Regions from separate parts of the Homo sapiens genome. Here region 2 is linked to region 1. A link is a loop called in an ENCODE intact Hi-C map of the cell type or tissue named here. Cell type or tissue: A673. All regions are shown on one strand.

Region 1 (8,000 bases):
TGTTATGATCTCAATAGAGATTCATTGAGGTGGAAACACAGTTAAATCACCCACTGCTCCCTGCTGTGTTGTGACCACTTGGGAAAAGAAAGGAAGAGTCTAATGGGGATTAACTTCCTGGCAAAGCTGGCCAGAGAACTCAGCAAGTCCTCCCACTTGCCTCCTTAATCTAAACTTGAGTAAGCCCAGACTTAAGCCAAGAATGGCAGGCAGAGAATTTGGAACTAAGACAGCAATGACCTCCTGGATCCCCAGAAGCAAACTCTGTTGGATTTGCTTATCACATGGAGTAAGGCAAACTATCTCTTTCTAAGAGTAGGATACCCAAGAACCCAAGAGGAAAAAAAAGAACAAGGGGACCAGGAGGAAGATGACCCCATTGTCTTGGTATCAGATAGTGGCTCTCTCTGCCTGCCACTCTAATAAAGCTTCACAGATGTCAGGTTCTCTCCAGGCTCAATCATCACACAAGGAGCTCCCACACACTACAATCAATGAGGAGAGACATGTAAAAGGATTGAAGGGAGTACTGTAAATAAAGAGAAAATAAAGATTCCTGTTGAAAAAAAAAATTTTATTTTTTTATTTGCTATCACTTTTATTTATTATTATACTTTAAGTTCTAGGGTACATGTGCACAACGTGCAGGTTTGTTACATATGTATACATGTGCCATGTTGGTGTGCTGCACCCATTAACTCGTCATTTACATTAGGTATATCTCCTAATGCTATCCCTCCCCCCTCCCGCAACCCCACAACAGGCCCCGGTGTGGTGTTCCCCTTCCTGTGTCCAAGTGTTCTCATTGTTCAATTCCCACCTATGAGTGAGAACATGTGGTGTTTGGTTTTTTGTCCTTGTGATAGTTTGCCGAGAATGATGGTTTCCAGCTTCATCCATGTCCCTACAAAGGACATGAACTCATCCTTTTTTATGGCTGCATAGTATTCCATGGTGTATATGTGCCTCAACAGGTGCTGGAGAGGATGTGGCAAAAAAAACAGCCTCTAACCTTTCCTTTTCCTGTGCCTTCTCAGATATACAGCAAACCTTTTACTTCTTATTAACACACGATGTTGGGGAACATTGTCTTTTCTTCTTTACCCTGTAGCCCATCATCTTCTGTGGGCACCAAGCAATTTCCCATGTTTACTCCGAAGGCTGTTCACATAAGTGAAACCATTTGCACTGCACGCTGTAAAGGAAGGGAGGTTATGGCCCTTGGATCCAAGCTGAATAATTCAGACACAGTCTCATTCCTACACATCACTCTCCCTTATTTAACCCTGCATTGTTATTTTTATTTATTTTTTTTCTTTTGAGAGGGAGTCTCGCTCTGTTGCCCAGGCTGGAGTGCAATGGTGCAATCTCGGCTCACTGCAACCTCTGCTTCCTGGGTTCAAACGATTCTCCTGCCTCAGCCTCCCCAGTAGCTGGGACTACAGGTGTTCGCCACCATGCCTGGCTAATTTTTGTATTTTTAGTTGTGATGGGGTTTTACCATGTTGGTCAGGCTGGTCTTGAACTCCTGACCTCAAATGATCTGCCCACCTCGGCCTCCCAAAGTGCTGAGCTTACGGATATGAGCCACCACACCCAGCCTCCTGCATTGTTGACTAATTGATTTATATGTCTATGACCCACCCTATCCCTGAGCCCCAACTTTAGAGCAAGATCCTAAAGGGAGCATAGCATGTTGGTTGGCTGTCGAGACCTTCTTTCCACAACAGTCCATGCCAGCACACCCTGTGGATTCCATAAATGCCTATGCTCCTGATCCATTTATTAAGTTTCTGTGCATGCCTAGGGCAGGGGCAGGTCCTTGCCCTGAGGGAACCCATTATTTAATAACAATCTATAGATTCCGGAGCTGCTGGTGGCAGGGATGCTTTCTCACAGGTCCCATGGGCTTTGGGGGGAAGATTTTCAAGAAGATTAGGAGATGAATTTGTTTTGAAAGACAGTACAGAGTTAGCCTTGACTGCAAATTGGACATTTTATTGCATTTGTCTGATGGATAATCACAGATAAAGACTTTGATCTTTATCCCCATGGCAGCAATAAGAAAAAGGCAGGAACTCTGTGTACTATCTTTTATTTCTTTTCTCTGCAGTTCTGGGAAAATTGAGCCTATTTAAATGCTCAGAAGAGTCTCTCCTTGTGCTCTTAAATGTTGCTGGGCGTTAACCACTCTGTCTTTGTCCCCGACAATACCATGATAAGATGGAGATAGGGGAGGGACTGTGAAGCTCTTCTCTCTCAGCAGAAAGACTAATGGATGGGGAAGAATAAGAATGTTGAAAGGAAAGAAAAGGAAGAATAGAGGATTAAATGCTGAGTGTCATGGAAAAGATCAAGGGAAGAATTACAACAGCAGTGCAGCATGGCCGTCCCAATGAATGCAAGAGATCAGATTGGGGCTTTATTCTTCAGACACAAGATGCTGATGGTCTGTGGCCCAGATTGTCAACATCAGGACCTTTTACTCTTCAGATAGATTCTCCCCCCATGATCAAACCAAGTGAAGCATTCCACAATTAAACTTGTGAACTGACTCAAAAAAAAAAAATGGGCATGTGGAGAAGCTGAAATGGAATTCAGGGAGTTTGATAGTACCAGATGAAGCTTCTTCCCTCCCACGATGTATTTAACTGACTCCACTGGCTATAGAATCACTATGTTTGTTGATCATGTTTATCAAGGGCAGAAAGTAACTTTCACTATAAAATGAAGACTATATTAACTCTTATTTATCCTTACAAAGGAGTTGGCCAAATGCCAGTTCCTTCAAGGCTTGAGATGAAGTCTGGTGCACTAGAGCGGATGTGTGCAGGTGGTACACATAGGTACCAGGGTGCAAGCACACAGGCCCACCCATTCTAGGCAGCTGGGCTATGCTGCTGAGCCACAAGTGTCTGACCCTATTTGGACAAAGAGACTTAAATGTAGACATTATTTACCACCATGTCCAAAGGGGATTACATGCAGAATCATTTCATTTTCATGTTAACTTGTGGGATACTTTATATGATTAGTTTTAAGTCTAATACATTGTAGTCTTCATTCTGTCTTTATTTCCCCGTGTTTTAATGTAACCATAACATTGTAACTAGCCTGGACCTCACTTGACTTTTGAAATGCCCTGTGTGTATATGTGTGTGTGCGCATGTGCACGCATGCACATTGGACAGAGCAGCGGAAGGGTCTTAAAGTGAAAGGAATTCTGTGCTGAAAATTAAGTTACACAGAATGTAGAAATGATTGCCAGTTTTGCTCACCAGCCCTTTATTTATTTTTCAACAGCAGCACAAATCCCATAACAATTAATTCTGTACCTAGCCCCGGGAACCACAGGTACACCCAGTACAATGTGTAGCAATAGTTAAAACTTCTGGAAAGAAAACAAACTTCTAAGGTTGCCTCATAATCAGGTCTCTCCTCTAACATGATTTTGAATGACACATGTAAAAGAATGACCTCTAGTGGTTAGATGCCAAACCTACAGTGCTGTAATTAAGAACCAGATCTTAATGGGTGGGGGTGGGACTGTATTCAAGCAGTTATTATACAAAGCAGCATGAGGCATCCTAATAGAGAACACACACCCACCCAACTTTCTCTCTTATAACTTAGCAATTATACTGGAAAGGCATCAAAGTTCGCATATCTCATAGAAACCTAGAATTAGATCAGGGGCTTGTAGCTTCTTTCTCAATATGACACTATACACAGTATTTGCTCATACTTCTACTTAAAAATTCCCAGTTACTAGACACATTGTACTGGTAATTTATCTTTATTTTCTTCCTGCATAATAATAAACTCTGTTTTTCTTTGAGGAATAATTTTCCCATGTGCCTAATTTAGGGAAAGGGAGTGGGAGATAGAGCATATTATTCTACATCTCAGTGTAAAAGTGAAATGTGGACAATCACTTCCTCTTCCCTTGCAGCTAGAATCTAAGCTCATGAACTAAGAGTAAATAGTCATCTTCCTCCCCAGTAATTCAAATCTGGAATGAGGGGGTTGGTGATTGATAGTGGCAGTTAGGTACATGCCCGAAGGAAGTATCTAGAAGTAGAGGCAATGTCTAGCAGGTTTTGCAGTGGTTATGTCCAATGCATCTAGCATGTTATGCATCATTTTCAGGCCAGAGTATTCATCCAGAACTGTATTATTTCTTTATTCTACCTCTTTTTAAAGCTTGGCCTTTCAGGCTCCCAACATTCTATAGTATCTCAGCAATTTTATTGCTTAGACAACCAAAGTTGTCTTCTCTTGCTTGCAACCAAGAATTCAAATAGGTCAGTCTGTTTCATCAATGGTATACACCTCCTTATTATAGACACTGCCATAAGACTTGATGCTACCTTCTTCTGCAATTTGATATTCCTTTGGTGTAAGTTGAAAGTCTTAATGTGTTCTTATTAGTTTTCAAAGCCTTGGTGTTTCTGTGCTAACACTTCTACAGAGAAAGAAAATCATTTGCTAAAATTTAAATAACTAGAAGACAATTGCTTAGCTATTTTAATTAATTTGGGGTGGGGTGTGCTGTTATTGTTTTTGTACCTCCACTTTGAGGTGATATAAGCAAAGGAAACAAAATGTGCACATTGAGAATTGGGTTAAAAATAATAGACCTCAGACCTCTGTGAGTGGGGTATATTTCCTGTACAGACTTCTATACAGGTATATGTCTCATATAGACTTCCATATAGGTATATTTCTTGTATAGACTTCTAATTTTAACTATGAACTCCTTGGGATTTCAGGGAAATAAAAATATAAAAGAAGCCAGTTTTTCTTGTAATGTCTTATGAAAATCTGTTGATCTTATGGTGCCTGCCAGCACCATGGGAAAAGGCAACATAATGGCTTAGTCCAGCTCAAGGGTATGAGGTGTCTCATTATTCCTTCCATGAAGGGATTTTTCTGTAATCTTTCAGTTCTCTAATCAGCCACTCTCACCTATGTCCCACCCACTCTTATCACAATAGCATCCCATATCTCACATTAACAGGAAAGACAGAAAAGACAGACTTTGTCTATTTTTCCTACCAATATATGCCTCCAATAGTTCTATGACTTTCTTGTGTACACTAAAACGTTTAAACCTTTCAGATTCAACTGGATTATATACTAGCATCCCCATATGAAAATAAGACTGGGCCAGTGTTATATAAATCCTCCACAGCAAATAGAATACAAATTATGCACAGCGTTAACGTTAGACTTCATGGGAAAGAAGATCAAAAGATTGCCCTGGAAACATATGAAGTTAGAGGTGACATATACCCAGAAATGTTTCAAGGCAGAAGAAAGGAAGGCTCTGACCAGTCAGCAGTCCTTAGTCCTATAAGTTGGATAATCAGCACAGCTCATTCCAATTCAATTTGACTCTCTTTTTTAAACCTGAATAAATAGTAAATATTTCTACCCAGAGTGATACATCTTTAACATCTTTAATTCTCATTGTACGAAAAGAATATTCACTTTGAAAATCAACAATATTTAGTAGGTCGAAGGATACAAAGTTGTAGTTACATGGCATAAACAAGTCTAGAGATCTAAATGTACAACATATGGACTATAGTTAATAAAATTGTATTGTCTTAGGGTTTTTTGTCAAGTAGATTTTAGCTATTGTTATCACAAAAAAGTAACTATATGAGATGATAGATGCATAATTTGCTTTACTGTTGTAACTATTTTACTACCTACATGTATTCCATAACACATACTGTAAACCTCAAATGTACACAGTAAAATTTACTTTAAAAAAAAGAAAATCAGCAATATCCAGAACTGTCAGAGTAAAACTCCATTTTGTTCACAATAGTGTACTTACTGTCCACTCCCCTAGCAAAATAAATTTGAACATGGTAGATTTTATGATGATTTACAGCAAAGACAGTTTTTAAGATGCTTCTGTTAGCCAGAAAACAAGCGTAAGCATAAAGGGCTTTGCCTGATTCTTCAGCTTACCAGTGTTGCCATGTGTTTCCTCTTCCAGTTCTACATACAGGAATTGAACAACCTCTGAACATCTCCCTTTGAATAGGCAGTGTATTAATTGCCTTGAAAATACAGTGTTTATTGGAGATAACCACAGATCTTCTGTAAACCTATCACCCATTTTAGCAAAGCATTCAGAAGCAGTCAATTGTCCTATTGAACAAATATGATCAACCTTTCCATAGCTGAGTCTTACTACACATCCATCAAAAACACAAAATAGTATGTCATCATGAACATTTGTAGAAGCTAGGATCAATTGGAGTTGTTTGAAGAAAAAAAAAATGGCCAAGAAACTCAAGTGACCTTATAAGCAGGAAAAAAAATACTAGGAATATTGATAGCAGGAAATCAAAGTATCAATCCATAGAAAGCAAGAGGGAGGCAGAATAAATTAAATGGCCCCTTAGTTCCTGGACTATATCCCTCTAGAGCAGTGCTCCAAAACACACATAAACACACACCCATAAGCAATACTTACCATCATGTTGGGTAATCTTGACCCAGTAGACACAGACACACAGACACACACACACACACACACACACAAACACACACACACACACACACACACACACACACACACACTCCCCATACCCTTAAATCAGGTTATGTCCTGACATTTCCCTACTTTTGCTATTATGGAGGAATAATTTATGCACAGCAAAGTACATAGATTTTCAGTGTACAGTTGGATCAGTTTTAACACACATTTTTAAGTTTCTCCTGGCTCTCAGGCACTTTTTTGTAGGCACCGAGATTGTTAGCCATAAGTAAAACAAATCCCCTGACTTCAAGGAACTTACATTCTAGCAGAACATGCAGATAGTAAACCATAAATATACAGAAAAACAGACTACAAATCAAGGTGAAAAGAGAAGGTGCATTATTCACAAATGGGGGTAATGGAACTTATCCTCAATACGATGACATTTCAACAGATCTGAAAGTGGTGAGAGATTGAGCCATCCAATTCTCTAACGAATGCAAATGCAGGCAGAAGAGAATGTATACACTTATGTTGCCGTCACCCAAACAATACATGGAACATTCCCAACACTCCAAAAGGTTTCTGTACCCTTTTCAGTCAGCCCTCTCCCCTACCCAGATAACTACTATTCTGATTTCTTCTATCATAGATTAGTTGTGCATATTTATGGACTGTATATAAATGGAATCATACAGTATACACTCGTTTGCGTTGCCCGATGCATTTCACTAAATTCATTTTTAGCTCCCTAGTGGGTTGCAACCCAGTTTGAAAAACAAATTGATTTAACATATACCATACATCAGATTGACTTGGTGGGCTTAAAAAATGCAAATTGTCAGACCCCCACAGAGATTCTGATTAAAATGTAGATTACTGGGTCCACTCCAGACCAATAAAAGCGTACATCCTAGTGTGGTGCTGCAGGTTGTTCAAAGACTACACTCTAATATGGTTTACAGATGAGTTTCTCAATCACTCTAAACAATGCTTTCACCACCTCCCCACCTCTATCCCAGCTAAGAAAAGACAGTGACTCCTTGTTTACTGCTTATGGAATCAAGCCAAGTACCCTTGTCAGATGTGTGAGGCCTTCCATCGAAGAGTCTTACTTTCCTGGCTGACACACCTTCCTGTTACTCAGCAACAGCAATGAGAATCTCATCTGTTTAGTGACCTCTCCTGCCCAGTCATCCCTCCACCGTGGAATCCAACGCTAAATTTCTACTGCATGCAAGAACCTATCATTGCTTGTTAAGTTGAATGACAGCCTCAGATTTATATTCCCTGGAAACTGTGTTGGTCATGGGTGGATCTGTGAATAATAGCCAAGTCTGTAAGGCATTACAGGTTCATTCAGAGGTAGATTGATTGACTTGTGTTATTAATTCTCCTCCACAAAATTGTGTTCTGTGCTATTTCTCTGTTAAAGAGAGCATTCTTTGGCTCTACCACCTTGTTAGAACATTGGTACTATGTGGTCTCCTGGGTATAT
Region 2 (8,000 bases), 150 kb before region 1:
ACCTTTATCAGCTTTTTTTGAACATCCACTAATATTTTACTATAGAATACTTTTTTATTTTTATTTTTAATAAAATGTTTATTCTGAAATTGTGATATCTCAATTATATTAACTGACCAGTAGTTTCTTTTTTAATGAGACCCTGCTTTGAATGTTAAACTTTTTGGGATAATGGAAAAGGAGCTAGGACAATTCTTGCTTTCAAGTAAAATTGTGACTGAGCAGAAAATCAGCCAGCTATCTTGGTGCAGAGAGGTACTCCAAGTCCCGTGGAGTTGTGATGACTTCCATGTAATATTTTCATGAGGATTTCATTCTGACACATTTTTGTATCCTCAAGCTCCATTTATCTAGGCCTTTTCTGAGCACGTAAGGAAAACAAAACAAAATCCTTCAAGATTCAGGCTCTATATTATTATTATTTTATTTTTGACCATTAGATCCCCTCACCCTTTTTCTTTCAACCATGACTCGAATTTCTATATGTTAATATTTTAGAGCACAGAATATTTGCTTTTTTGTTCTCTTTTTGTCCACTGTTCCCCTGTTCCAGCCCATCTGACTTCCCAAGGAGAGATGACTGCCTACATATGGGCTATAATACAGGACTCCTTATTCTTGATTTCTTCAACCAATTCAATCATAGGCTCTTAAAATTCTGGGACTGCAGGTTCCTGACACAGTTTACCACTAAAGCAATAAACAGTTCAGTTATTAAATACCAGAAGGGAAAGGTAGTAATGGGCAAGGTAGTCCATCAAATAATGAAGACCTCTGGTTAATACATAATTAAGAGGAGTATTCATTCATTGTAGATTCATTCTCATCTCCCTTCCTACCTGCTTCTACCACCTGCTCACAAATAAGCCTCCTTCCTCCTGTTCTTTCCTTTGCCCTAAATTCTATTCTAAAACGGTGCTCAAATTAACTAGAGCTCAAATGTTAATAAACCTATAAGTCAGGAATACATTTAGCTTACTTCTCCCCGCTTACAGGCATAACACAATTACCAACTTACTAGAGCTAATGGGCAATTCTTCCCATGAGGAAGAGATGTAATAAAAATTTCTAGCTAGAAGAGTTTTTTTTTTTTTTTTGGCAGGATGGAAATGAGCAAGTGTCTTATTACAGTCATATGTACAGAGCCTTATTCTCCCGAACACACTGACTATCCTCCTGGATACCTAGTATGGTGTTGAGGTCTAAGTGACAATAAGGGGCTTACCTGAAATTCAAAGCCAGATCTGTTTGACCCCAAATGCCATGGTCTCTTTGAGACTATCAATCAGCTCACTAGCTTCTAAACTTATTTAAAGGAGGGTCCATAGGTGCTTTTGCTCATGGTTTTGTCTTCAGCACCAAACTCAGTGCCTGACACCTAGGAGATCTAATCAATGAATAAATGCTTCTGAACACAAGTCATCTCGTGGGGGGGACACAGTGACATTCCATTGACATACACCATAATCATTAACAACTATCTTCCCTCTAGGGATGTATTTGGCTCTTTTCATCAGGGACCACAAAGATTTTTAATATTACATGACAATAAATGTATATGGTTTTCTGAACATACAATATGCAGAGTAGCAATGTTTTTTCATGAAAAATAGTAGAGCAAAATGAGTGAGTTACGCAGACTGTAAAAGAAATACAATTAAATCAATTAGTTTCTGTGTAATTCATTCTGGCTCACTTCTCACAGAGTCCTCACAGGTGAGTTCAAAAGACAAACCATTCTCACTCTGACCCGTCCGAGGGTGATCTTGAGAAGTGGGTCGTGCAGTGTACATGATGCACTTCACCACAAGAGCACTACACACCCAAAGAAATAAACATTTCAAACACCAGCAAGGAAATTATTTCAAAGCCTTCACAGTATTAAAGTAGGAAATCTCACCAGTCAGGAAGAAAATTAAATAAACATCAAATGACTAATTCCTTACCTTGTGGCATGAATATTGTTTTTGTTTGTTTGTTTTGTTTTGTTTTCCTCGGATTTCAGGCTGGGAACTAGGTGGCCTTCCCCACATGAAGGTAAAAGAAAGCAGAAGAAAGCTGATGATTAAGCCATAATGGGGAAAAAGAAACTGTGTTCCCTAGCTGGCTGTAGAGAAATTTTCAAAATGTTTTCAACATCTGAATGAAGATTCTGTCAACATACACGCGGTGACCTCGGATATGGTTGTCAGGAGTGTTTGGGGCCAAATAGGGGCAGGCAACGCTTCTCTCACCAAAGCTTAGAAATAACTCAAAGTCTGTACTGAACTGGTGCTTCACTTCTCATGGGTTCCGTTTTTGTTTTTACTTAAACATTTATTATGTAAAACTACATCTTCTGTCCCAAAGGACTAAGACCTGTTTGAAAACTAAATCCATGTTTTAATCGTTTTTGTGATGAAAATTGCTTGAGTAAAATTAAAATAAATTTCCTCTCAGAAGGGGTGTAATCCCAAGCCAACATGCTGATGAATTGGAATAACAGAAGTATCGAATTGAAGCTTTGCAAGTGTTTAAAGAAAGATTTTAGACAAACTAAATTTAGCAGAGTTTATTTGAGCAAAGAAGATTCATGAATTCAGCAGCACTCAGAACCAAGAGAGGTTCAGAGAGCTTCACCCAGCAATGTGAGCAGGCAGTATTTACTGACTGAAAAAGGAAGTGATAACGTAGAAACAGCTTGATTGGTTGCAGCTTAGCATTTGCCTTGTTCAGACATGCCTGAGCAGTTTGCAGCCCGTGACTGCCTGAAAGTTCGGCTGCTGAGATTGACTGAGGCTCTGTTATTTTCTACAAGAATGTACTCTCAAGTTAGTTTGCAATTTGTTTACATGTTACCCTAGGTTACCATTTGCTAGGTATGGAGGCAGCTTTTGGTCAAACAATTTAATTCAGCAGAAGGAACCGTGAATACTCTAACTCATTGTTTAAAGTTGGAATCCTCTTTACAGACACTGCCAGTTTACATGTAGCCTTCCATTTCTTTAGTCCCTTCTGTGGCCAGAATGCAAATGACCCCTCTATTGATATCATTTTTTAAAGGCTTGTAGTAAAATACATAACTTTTACCATGGTAATCATTTTAAAGTATAAAATTCACTGCCATTAAATATATTCACAGTGTTGTACAACCATCATCACTATATAGTTGCAGAACTTTTTCATCACCTCATTGATTTTATTTATTTATTTATTTATTTATTTATTTATTTATTTATTTATTTGAGATAGGGTCTTGCTCTGTCTCCCAGGCTGGAGTGCAGTGGCGCGATCTCGGCTCACTGCAAGCTCAGCCCCTCCAGGTTCACGCCATTCTCCTGCCTCAGCCTCCCGAGTAGCTGTGACTACAGGCGCCCGCTACCACACCCAGCTAATTTCTTGTATTTTTTTTAGTAGAGACGGGGTTCCACCGTGTTAGCCGGGGGGACTCGATCTCCTGACATTGTGATCTGCCCACCTTGGCCTCCCAAAGTGTTGGGATTACAGGTGTGAGCCACCGCGCCCGGCCCACCTCATTGATTTTTAAAACCAAACTCTTTATGACTTTCTCTTTCTCTGGATGTTAATTGACAATCTGCAAGTATCAGAGACTATCAGTGAAACAGAGTAGTATCAGACATTCATCCGGCCAGCATTTACTGAATACCTAGTATGGATAGCTCATCTAGGAATATCAAATGGGGTTGGAAGTCAGGACCCTAAATTCCAGTTTCAGGTTATTCAGCCACTATGTGTACCTACCTTCTCCCTACTCCATGTCGACAATGGAGGACTTGTAAATAAACTGACCTCTCAGGCCCACGGTGAGAATCAAATAAGATTATGTGTGTCAATCAACTTTGAGAAGCATAAGGTGCTATGCAAATGCAAGAGGAAAAGAGTGAAAGCTGTTTTGAAAAATTAAAAATCTCATTTGTGGTCCTCCAGAGAGAGCCATAACCAGGAGGTGATTAACAGACATGCATAACATTGGCTTGCTAATGAATTATCACTAATGAGAAGTCAGATAATTACATGGCTTGTTAGCATCATTTTGGAGCTTGCTTCAAACTGGTATGTAAAAGATATATCAAAACCTCTCTAATGTCTATACTCTTATTATTTTTCTTAATCTTCTATCCATCCAAACATGACTCACATTGTCAGCCACATAGGACCTTATGTCTCTGTTAAGTATCTATCTCTGTGAATGAATGATGGACCGTGTGAATGTATGAATAAGTTATCTGTATGCTATCAACGGATGAATTTGCTAGGGAAGCAATGAGTGGTTCATGGTGAATTGCATTTTTCTATAATTTGTATGGAGAGGAGTCATTGGCCCATAAAATTAGGAGAAGAGAAGAAACACCATTTTCTTTTTCATTCCACAGTTAGAAATGAAAAATACTTGTTCTACATGAAGCTAGTCTGTGTAATGCTGACTTGTCCCAAAGATCAGCACTTTATCTCCAATCTGCCAATTTGAGGCAGAAAGAAAGGTTACTTTTATAAAGAACTCCTTGCTCCCTCTGCTGGCCACACAGAGCACACCACATAGAGTAGAAGCTTCTATCATTCTCAAGGGTATGAACATGAAGATCACGCAGGGCCTTTGGGATGCAAAATCTATTTGGTTGACATAAAGTGAAGAGTCTCTTACCAGCTGCAACAAAATAATGACAGAAAACAATAATTAACATGAAAATAATAATGACTAATATGTGTTAAAACTGACTCTGCTCCAAGGACAATTTGTAGCATTTTACATGCATTTTCCTTTTGAGGAGTTTCTCTGTGGCTGGTAACAGATTACTATAATTTGGGTAGAGGTAGGAACAGAAAATGACTGTTGGTCAGACACATTAAAAAATGTTCTGTTTGGCATCAATTTTAGACCATCTCTTCTAAAGAGAGATTTTATTTCAATCTTAAAGATTCAGAATCAAGTAGGGGTCTCTCAGGTTAAAAGTCATGGTATAGACATAAATGATGAACTTATTTAGTTGGAGTTTTTCTCTGTTTTATACACTTAAGACAGACGTTATAGACCAGACATCTAGTTTTAAGAGCCCAAGCAGATGTTAAAATTGGTGCATCAATCAAAATGTATCTAAGTTCTCAAAGCACACATTGGAAAAGTTCCTAGATGGGCCTCAGTAAAAGGAAACATTCTTCTGTTAGTGTTTTGTGTTCCATCAACTTTTTTTGTTCCTGCTTCAAAATGCCAAATGCTTTGGCGGGAGCTAGTGGAATCATGTTAATATAATTTTAATGTGGATATGTTTTATTTTATAAATATTGTGAGAAAATAATATGTAGTTAAGATTGCATGAAGTATGAAAAGATGTCAGACTTAGAAATCAAGCAGATGTGGTTTTAAATGTTCTGGAACATAGGGATAATCATAATAGATAGTGCTGTTGAAAGGGCTGGAGATAACAGTGCCTAACTGGGTTCATGGCATATAGTGGGTGTGTTAGGGCTCAATAGAAAAAGATAGATAGATAGATGATGATGAAGATAGATGGATGGATGGATGGATAGATAGATGGAAAGAAGGATAGATAGATTAGATAGGCAGAAGTAGATTTGCATAATGATTTGTGCTTAAGCATTTGTGAAAGCTGGTTAACCAACTTCTGTAAGGCTATTGCCTCAGAGACTGATGCTAGAGCTCAAAGTCCACAAGGCAGGCAGGCAGGAAGGAAGGGAAGACAGACGTAAAGTAGAGAAGAACAAGGACAAGCTAGAACCGACCAGCAAGACCTGGAACTCAGGAACTCAGTAGGACAAACTATAAACTGCCAGGTCTTATGGCTGTTGCCTTAGTGGTATGGGTGTCCTGCAGAAACTGGGTTTTTTTGCAAGAGAGCTAAACACACATCTAGCCCACGAGTCCAATAAGCTAATGGAGAATCCAGTGGAAGGTGAAACCATTGTAGTCTTAGTGTCTGTATCATGCCACTTAGGTAAGCAAACAAGTAAACAGCAATACATATGAGCTATCAAAGACCTGCTGCTTTGTTCTTTCCAAATCTCACAAAAGAATCTCTTTTTTGGCCCACCCAAGCCAGAAACATACAGAAAAGGGAACCTGGAAAAGTAGTTCAGCCTTGCCAAGTTGACAGATTACAAAGCCACCACTGTAGGAATCCAGTAACTGATAACTCTTGGCATCTGTGCATTATTCATGAGGAATGCCTTCCTTTAAAAAGTTTAATTATAGGTAACATTATTTAGTTGTGTGGCTTTATTATGTGTCTAGTAATGAGGAAGATGAGAAATATTCAGGACAAACAGTGAAATACGCAGTAGCCCATGAAGTGGCAAATACAGATGGCCAGTAGATTTAATCTTGAATTCTAATACCAATTCATTAAGACTGCTGGACAGTAGTTCTAGGCTGAAAAGGATTCTAAACTATATTTATTTAACAAACTTACACTGAGTGCCTACTATATGTGAAATGCTATTCTAAATGCTGAGGATATAGCAGTGAACAAAAAGTCAAAACTTCCTGCTTTCATTCGAGTAAGGGAAGATAGTTAATAAGTAAATAAATAAGCCCCACATGTAATATAATAAATATGTTTGAGCCTTGAAGAAGCAATGCTGTGATCCATGGGCAATGTCTGAGGTTGGAAGTGGTTTCTCATGAGCATGCAGATTTCATTCTCGTTTAGAAGATCAATGACATGACAATGATGCTTCTTGGGAATTTTCAGAAAGCCCTGAGAATTTTGTCCACTGAAATCAAATCCATCTTTCAAATTTCAATTGAAAGATGATTTTCAACTTTCAGAGGTCTCTGCTCTAAGAAATAAATATGGTATTATGTTGTGTATTGGTCAGAATGGTTGAAGGAGAGAGTCTATAGAACAGCTGTAGAAGACGTGACTGAAAAGGAAAACCAAGGTCACGTTGAAGAAGACTTGACTGTAAGGCCTGTTAACGTAATATCAGACTTAAGTTGTGCAGTATGAATTTTTCCAGAAGCTCATGAAGCCAGCAGTGCTAAGGCCCATGTTGGAGTCCAATCTTCCTTTTCTATATGTAGTTGATTGTGAAGACAAAAATCAATAGGCAGTTTAGGTAGTTCTTGTTAAAACTAAATTGAAATGATTGACTTTCTTCTGGAACATGCAGATTCCAGAAATCTCTGGGCCTCATTATGGACAGATAAATATTTACTCTTAAAGTTTTATAGCATAGAAAAAAGCAGATGCAATCCAAACATCGTGGGGAAAAATGCAAGAAAACTAGGTCTTTATGCAACAATTTAAGGTAATAATGTGTCCAATAAAGAGGGGTTAATGTGCCCTGACTACTGTGAGAACAAATTTATGGTCAAAATAAAAGCTCAGACTCTGGTAAACTTGGGGAAAGGGGAGAGTTATGATCTGTAGTGAATGACTCCAGTGTTCTTAAAAGAAAACCCAATGGGTTCCTCTCTACCCCTAGAAGGCTCTATTCCTACAAGTAAAAGTTGTTTTTTTTTTTTCTTGAATCAGTAAGTACATCAGACTGGTGGAGAGGGTTTATATGAGGCAAAAATAGATGTGTCTGAACAAGTTCAAGTCACTCTAGGATCTGTGAATGTTGTCTGGGCAGTGTCATATATGATGCAAAGAGCACCTACTAATAAAATACAAATGCCATTATTAGAAAGAGAAAAAAAAAAATAAAAGGAGGCTCAGCCTCAATGATTTGCATTAACTGAGGTGGGATAAATTGGTAGAAGTTAGGATGGCCCAGCGGGGAAGAAAGTCAAATGCTTCAAGTGATATAAAAATGTAAAGTTCCAAAGTCCCTTAAGATTGAAATCCAATTTCTGAAACTTGAAGGTCAATACAAATGTTTTATCAGACAATTTCTAAATGTTAGGTAATGTATTCTTTAGCTATTACATCATAATTCAAATGATGATTCTAGGTGATACTCTCTGCTCGATCTTTCCCTTCCTAGTCATAGACCTGGTACAAGGCCTCGGGGCATTCCATTTTCAGACCATGCTTTAT

Evidence for each region. A loop is a pair of places that touch in the nucleus more often than their neighbours do. Peaks named below come from ENCODE experiments on the same cell type or tissue, not always from the same donor. Only the 100,000 strongest peaks of a DNase experiment are listed, where the experiment ranks them.
Region 2: it touches region 1 in a loop (2.6-fold over the local background); 7 of 110 quality-filtered maps call a loop at or near these places.

Annotation. Positions count from the first base shown.
Region 1 is chr10:105,792,911-105,800,910 of GRCh38, reverse strand. The region is part of intron 3 of LINC02627 (long intergenic non-protein coding RNA 2627); the gene reads left to right. Among named protein-coding and RNA genes, the nearest start is that of LINC02627, 23 kb to the left of the region's middle. RefSeq lists a silencer at 3,386-3,680. In A673, a CTCF peak has its summit at 3,499 (motif pointing left); DNase peaks (open chromatin) are centred at 80, 1,860 and 3,490; H3K27ac peaks cover 455 bases.
Region 2 is chr10:105,947,047-105,955,046 of GRCh38, reverse strand. No RefSeq gene overlaps it. Among named protein-coding and RNA genes, the nearest start is that of LINC02627, 130 kb to the right of the region's middle. In A673, a CTCF peak has its summit at 4,523 (motif pointing left); DNase peaks (open chromatin) are centred at 2,706 and 4,506; H3K27ac peaks cover 1,806 bases.